Regions from separate parts of the Homo sapiens genome. Here region 1 is linked to region 2. Evidence: chromatin contacts called from ENCODE Hi-C or POLR2A ChIA-PET data. All regions are on one chromosome and are shown on one strand. The core of a region is the stretch at or near the end of the contact, and the rest is flanking DNA. Distances in the headings are between cores, read along the strand shown. Region 1 overlaps DLEU1 (deleted in lymphocytic leukemia 1). Region 2 overlaps DLEU2 (deleted in lymphocytic leukemia 2).

Region 1 (3,547 bases), core at 683-3,182, 130 kb after region 2:
AGAGTGAGACTCTGTCTCAAAAAAAAAAAAAAAAAAACAACTGCCTTTTGCCTTCTGCCATGATTCTGAGGCCTCCCCAGCCATGTGGAACTGTAAGTCCAATTAAACCTCTTTTTGTTCCCAGTTTCAGGTATGTCTTTATCAGCAGTGTGAAAATGGACTAATACATTTACTTTGGACAATTTAAGCAGGAAAGTCCAGGCTACTCCTGGAAATGACGATAACAAGAAAGAGACAAAGCACCTGAAAAAGCATGTAGAGTTGTTGAGCTTTTATCTTTCTTTCTGGTTCAGCATCTGGCATAGTAGGTGCTAGACTGACACTTGTTGAATGAATGGAGGTATAGTAGAAATAGCTTCTCTGGGATTAATTTTATGGTTTGTAGTTTTGTTGCACTATGTATGGGTGGCATGTTGAAGGAAAACCCTGAAGGCCTAGATTCCAGTCCCACTTTCGCCACTCATTACTTCTGTGACATTGGCCCAGACACTTTGACTTCTCTGGATCTCATTTCCTACTTGTAAAACAGGGACAATAATGCTGTCCTTCTCATGCACATGGTTGTTATTTGCATTAAATGAGATAATGGGCATGAAAGCAATGGAAAACTCTTAAGGTACTCTACAAATATAGAATATAATCATTTTGAAAGCACCTGGCTTTGTAGACAACTGCGTGAACTAATGTATATTGATCAAGACATGTGTCTCGTTAGGTAAAAACTGAAAGTAAAACTCATACACTTAAGATGTGAAAATAAACTCAGCATCTGGCGTAACACTAATTTCAAAAAGTAGTATATTAATTTCAAGTAGGAAATTAAAACAATAAAACTGTGATGTGAAAAATGTTCAACATTGATGCCTCTGACCTACTTCTGATGTCCAACATATTTACAATTCTCCCGAAGACATTTCTATTAGGTTAAAACCCATTAGTATTTGTGAACAAACACAGAGTTTCTACCATTCACTGGGCACTATTAGGTACTAGGTGTCCGGGGATATTTCTATTGCTGTTCTTAGCTCTATTGTTGGTTTACTTGGCCAGTGGTTGCTAGCTTTGCCAGTGTGTGTGTGTTTGTGTGTGTGTGTTACTTATCACAAGTTTCGTTAGCTTGACAAAGAGCTGTGTATATTCATTTACATGACAAATACTTTTTTTGGATTAGCAACTCTAATAAGTACAGGGTATTTAGAAACTGTGTGTGTGTTTTTCTACCTGCAGTCGTAGTCTTAAGTATGTTTCTTAATAGCTATTGAACATAAGTTTAATATTAGCTGGATGAATAAAGTATTAGTTACTGTATTCTCTTAAAAATAGACGTAGCTTTGTTACAGCACAGAAAACTGAGCTGACCTCTTACTAGATTGGCTAAAATGAATTCTGATTAAACATTTTGTAATGGTTTATAAAGTTCGCTTCTCTACAGTATATTAAAAGATTTGTTTAAATGTTGACTGTAAGTTTGGTAAAAATGACAAAGCGGTAAAAATGACATTTGGTAAAAATGACAAGGCTTACACTTTTTGATGATGTTCATTTTCCCCAAAAGTACAGCTAAAGCTTTATCCATTATAATGAGAGTTCAGAAAAGGCAAATGACCACCTCTTTTTTTAAACCAATATGTCTTTGTGCAGTAATTTTCTTGTGGCAAGTGGCATAATCTGGGCGAAGGTAGTGATAAAACTCAGATATATTTCAAGAAAGCGAGTAAACACACTAATGACAATATTCGTATATTACATGCATCTGCTGCTTATGTACTTAAAAAAACTAAATAGGAAAATCTTACTCATCTCTGTAGAAAAACAGGGTAGAGATTACAACTTGGGGACTTCGTGATATTTTGTCTGTGTGCAGTTTGTCAGAAGGCAATTTATCTAAAGCTGGAAAAGGATATGGTTTGGCTGACTAAACTGTGTAGTGATACGAGTGATACGTAATGATAAAAATGCTTAGGGGAATTTTCGGGGCGCTCAAGTCAAGTGTACAGTGCTGTGTGGGTGTAAAAACCAGACTTCTCTCTCTGTGAAAGTTGCTGACATTTTATACCACATGCTGGACCGTTAAATCACAATTTACGTGGTCACTTGTAAATACGCCTGGTGGTGGAGGGCGAGCTTGTTTGTGCACACTTTGACATGCTTCCCTGTTGTGTGCCTCTCCCCTTTTTAAATTGCACTGGATACTTTTGTTCTGGAATCCTTGGCTGTCTAACCTGAAAGCAGTTTGGGTGAGAACTCTGGAACTGATTTATTTTCATAGGTGCTCCCTGAGGGGAGGTTTGAAGGATAATGCAGAAAAGCAAGCCTTCCAATCCTCCAACTAAAGTTCTCTAACTTGCTATTAACATGATTTCAGGCTTGCTAGAGTGCCCGAAATTCTGACATGAAGGGATTCCTTCTTCCACCACTGGGATTTGGAAGTCCCTAGGATGTTTGAATGGGGCATATTATTTAAACTCATTTTCAGTCTCCTCATTGGTAAAATGGGGCTACTCATACTTATCAAAGAGGGTTTTTGTGGAGATCAAATGAGACAATGCAAGTCACTTACTTGATATATGCTTAATAGTGACAAACATAGTGATATATATATATTAATAGTGATAGTTATTGCAATTTTTCTTTTTGTTAGGGGGAAGAGGAGGACAAACAGGCCTTTAACATGGTGGAGAATTTGTTTCCCTTCCAAATACAGTTGGAGGATTACAGAATTGATGCTCAAAGAGAAGGCTTTGCTTTCATTGCTTAAGAGGGTTTCTTGGAGAGGTTCAGCAAGAGAAACACAAAATGAGATGTAGAAAGGGGATGGGGAAGGAGACTGCATACTAATGTGTTTCATTTCCAAGTGCTTTAACTTTTCTAAGCACTAAGTCATCTGCTAACTTGTCTTCATAATATATGGGTAAAGTTGGCAGGGTGGGTATCCCTTTCTACGGGTGAGGAAACTGGAGTGTGGACAGATAAACTCACCTGTTGTCACACAACAAATCAGTGGTACAGTTGGGATTAGGACCCATGTCTCATACTCTGAGCACAGCAGTCTCTCTATTAGGTGACATTCTCAGAGTTCAATAATTTCTTTCACAGTTTTGTGTTCAGACCTGGGGTCCCCATTGCTGAGCCTATTATTGGCACCTTACAAAATATCACATATGAGAAAGGTTGTAGTCTCTTGGTCCAAAGGACTACTTTCACCTGGAGATGGTTGGAGTTGTAGTATCTGAGTTAGATAAGTTTTCACTTCACGGTCATGGGTGGAGGTCTTTCTTGGACTTGGGCCAGGAAGAATCACTGACCAGGAAGGTCACACAAGGCCTGAGTCCTTTCTAACACCATCTGTGCACTGTATTTCAGGGCCTAGTGGCTGCATTGAAAGGAATGGAAAGTAGTTGCTGGTTATGTTGAGAAATATCAGGAAAGTGTGATGCCTTTCTCCTGTATTCCCTCTTCCCTCCCTCATTTTTTCACTTTATTGATAAAAATAATCCCAAAAGATCAGAGAGGGGTTCTATAGGTGTTAAACCACTGTGTTATGACT
Region 2 (3,646 bases), core at 955-3,454:
ATTCAAGCTATTAAATATCAAGCTTGTACTATATCAAGAGTACTATATATCAAGACTATAGCCTCTTGATATTTTCCCTACCCTCCCATCCTGCCATACCCATGTCTCCACTAGCCTATATAAAACATAAAATACTTTTCATCAAACTCTCTGTAGAGAAGTGTTGCTGGGCGAATAAGAAAAACCTGATTGACTAGAAAGCAAATGTAAATGTAATCTCCTTTCTTTTCAGTGATTCTACCAGAAAGGAATGAAGAACAGAACCTTCAGGAATTGAGTCACAATGCAGACAAATATCAAATGGGAGATTGTTGCAAGGAAGAGATTGATGATAGTATTTTCTACTAGCCATTGGGAAGATAAAAGGAGACAGAAGATTGAAGCCTTTGCCAGCCATTCTTTCCCTTTTTGCTTCCAAACTCCTCAACTGGGAACCTTCATATGTGCAGTATTTATATTGGATCATACTGGTGATTATAAAAGTTCCTAGGAGGCTAGAAGAGCCAACCAACAGAGAAGGGAAAGCAGTCTGTTCTGAACATAGGGACATAAGTTCATTCATGCCAAGTATCTTTCCAGCATGTTTCTCCCATTTAGAATATCTAGCATGTAAGGCCTTTCAATATTAATATAAGCCCAATATCAGCTCTTTCTCTTTGTATTTCATCTCTTTCTACTCTCCTATTTGTATTTTGTGTTCCTATCAAAGTGTCGTATCTGGGAGATGACCTGCCTTATCCTGTTCTATAACAGTTTTGTTTGCTGCTGTGTCTTTAGAACAGTGCCTGGCACACAGTAAGCACTCAATAAATCTTTGATGAATGAATGAATGGTTATCTTTTCTCTCTGGCAATCCAAATTCACCACTCCTTAAAAATTCTACATAAGATTTGCTGGCTGGGCGCAGTGACTCACGCCTGTAATCCCAGCACTTTGGGAGACTGAGACAGGTGGATCACCTGAGGTCAGGAGTTTGAGACCAGTCTCAACATAGCGAAACCCCATCTCTACTAAAAGTACAAAAATTAGCCGGGCGTGGTGGCAGGCGCCTGTAATCCCAGCTACTTGGGAGACTGAGGCAGGAGAATCACTTGAGCCCAGGGGGGCAGAGGTTGCAGTGAGCTGAGATCACGCCACTTCACTCCAGCCTGGGCAAAAGAGCAAAACTCCGTCTCCAAAAAAAAAAAAAAAAGATTTGCCTATTCCAGCAGACTTCTACCCAATATCAATCTAGATTTAAATCACTTGATTTTCCACATCCCTTTAGCAATTATGTATAGTTTGCACTTCATTAACCTACCCTTATTTATGTTACTTCTCACATACACCCATATCTCTTCTGTATTTTCAATCAAAAGATAATGCCTCAAATGTTATATATATTGTATGTGCCACTCAACAGTGCCTCATATGCTGCAAAAAAAAAAGACAGTAAACAATCGGGGTACCTTTTTGTCTTTTAAGCCATATTTTCTGGGTCAGTGTGGTCTTTCAAGGGAGTTTAGACAGGCTCTATTTTTTGTTACTTCACTCCTATAGTATGTGACTGTAAATTGTTCCTTCAGTGTTCAATTTAAGTACAAACTAAAGAGAAACAGTTTCCTAAAGAAAAACATTTTAAAGTTACAGAGACACCTATGTGTTCGTAACATTTCTCCAGAAATATTTGAAGTAACGTAAAACTTCTGGACTGGTCAGTTTAAATATTTTCTTGGAATTTCTATAGAAATTTCTGTGGAATGGTGTTATATTGGAAATATTAATTAACTATAAGAAGACTCCTACTTCTTCACAGAGAACAAGCAGGGATATCCTGGATTTTCACAGTATTTAGGCCACTCCTTAATTGTCTCATGAAGGAATTAAGGTAGTGGAACACATTCAAGAATTGCTTAGGTGTCAAAATAAGACAAAGTGTAACAGTTTTTTTCTGTAGTAGATTTTTAAATAGTTAAAAGACTCTGCCCTCTTTATCTATACTGTATTCTGGCAATAATAAAGTTGGGCAGCCTATACATAAAAGCAATTTCTAACAATGCCAAATTAACAGCAGTTTCTTGGCCCTTTCCTTTCCCTCCATGAAAGTTACAATATTAGGTTATTTCACAGGTTTCCTCCATGCCCCCCATACCCAACCTAAAACTGTGTTAGGCTGTCAAAGAAAACAAATCAGGTAAGATTAGTGTTTGCCTTTACGCAGTCATTCTAAGTACACATAAAATCATACATAATATGAAAATACAGCAGGAAGAGAAACATCAAACCATAGAACTGAGTTTTAGTTTTACTGACATTTATATGGCATACTTCCTGTTTTTGATTTCAGAAGTGCAACCATGCAGTGCTTCTATGAAAAACTGAATAGTTGAGTACAGTTTGAGGATTATAACAACTTATCCAAAGGAAACAAACAGACCTAACTTACTGCTGTTTTCATTTGTGGAACTGCTATCTTTGTTGTAAAAAGTTGAGTATTTTTCAAACATCATTTAATAATAGGGTAGCCCCTAAAACAAGTAAGGAGCTATAAGTCTGAGTTGTGAATTTGACTAGTAATGGAATAAGAAAACCAAGCCAAACTCCATCTAAATATGTATGTAAAGGTAATGCTTGTAAAAATTTGCTTTTTCCTCATTTTGAGATTTCAGTTGCCAGTTGACTATTGGTATGCAAAATTAACAATTCTGCCTAAAGGAGGTAAACGATAGAGGTTAATTCTTAAATAAAAGTCCCTTTGTTTCACTATTAACTTTTTCTATTTGAAGCATAATTGTGTCAGCTAATTTATTTTTTGGTAACCACTTAGGAATTTGGGAGGGAGGGGGGCACTCAAGTAAGCAATGACAGCCAGCTAGACATCAAAATCCATGTTCTCACTTCATGGCCGTACAGATAAATTTCATTTCCTAGCCTCTCTTGCAGTTAGATGTGGGCATATGACTAAGCTCTAGCTAGTGGAATGAGAATGGATGTCAACTACTTTAAGCTCTTTAAGTCAACTAAAGAAATCAACTACTTTAAGCTCCTGTCCCTAAAAAACTCCCAACAGACTGACCCCTCCAAGGAAACCTTGGAAGTTAGGTCCTAAATGCTTAGGTACAGTAAGACCTTGGAAACTACTAAAGAAATAGTAAAGTAAACTTGTTTTGCAAGAACAACTTTGAGCCACTATATATTTTGGGGATGATCTATTATGGCAATTAGCCTGCCGTCATTAATTTGATCTATAAAACATATATGAAGTGTCCCTGTGATACACAACTCCAGTGGTCACACACTGTAATGTATGCAACTGGGATTTTTCTGAAGCACAACTGAGAGGCTACAGGTATGCATACATATGGATATAGGTAAATGTTCCTCCCAGGAGTGGTAAAATGCTGTGGCTTTGCCAACTAACTCCAGCTTCTCTCATGGGTTTTATTGTGGATGATTATTGATTTGTGTAAAGGAACTTCCCTTTTGTGTCTGTGGTAATAGATAAAGGTGGAATGGATCCTCCAACAAGAATCTTGAGGGGAAAATATATACTTATGATCAAAATAAGATATCTTTCTTGGGTTTGTCCAATAGTGATGGCTACATAGTCTTCCTATTACCTTTTATCTACAGGCAGGCAGTAGGCCATAATAGTATTAGAAGCCCC

The links. A loop is a pair of places that touch in the nucleus more often than their neighbours do. ChIA-PET counts read pairs that join two places held with the same protein, here RNA polymerase II (POLR2A). Pooled maps may share reads with other maps.
Region 1: a pooled map shows a loop between it and region 2 (2.6-fold over the local background). The contact joins two enhancer-like sites. A Hi-C loop is called at or near these places in 5 of 50 pooled maps. POLR2A ChIA-PET finds 5 or more read pairs at or near these places in 3 of 52 experiments (CD4-positive, alpha-beta T cell, activated CD4-positive, alpha-beta T cell and activated T-cell).

The regions. Positions count from the first base shown.
Region 1 is chr13:50,235,144-50,238,690 of GRCh38, forward strand. All of the region lies in intron 2 of DLEU1 (deleted in lymphocytic leukemia 1), which reads left to right. LOC124900337 (a long non-coding RNA gene) reads left to right here. Exons shown (of 2, transcript XR_007063796.1): 2 at 1-3,547. Among named protein-coding and RNA genes, the nearest start is that of DLEU2, 110 kb to the left of the region's middle. Within about 2 kb of position 1,933, at least 4 of the 41 ENCODE cell types and tissues checked have a DNase peak (open chromatin) inside an H3K27ac peak, as active enhancers do.
Region 2 is chr13:50,104,472-50,108,117 of GRCh38, forward strand. The region is part of intron 1 of DLEU2 (deleted in lymphocytic leukemia 2); the gene reads right to left. The region is part of intron 2 of DLEU1 (deleted in lymphocytic leukemia 1); the gene reads left to right. Among named protein-coding and RNA genes, the nearest start is that of DLEU2, 19 kb to the right of the region's middle. Within about 2 kb of position 2,205, at least 3 of the 41 ENCODE cell types and tissues checked have a DNase peak (open chromatin) inside an H3K27ac peak, as active enhancers do.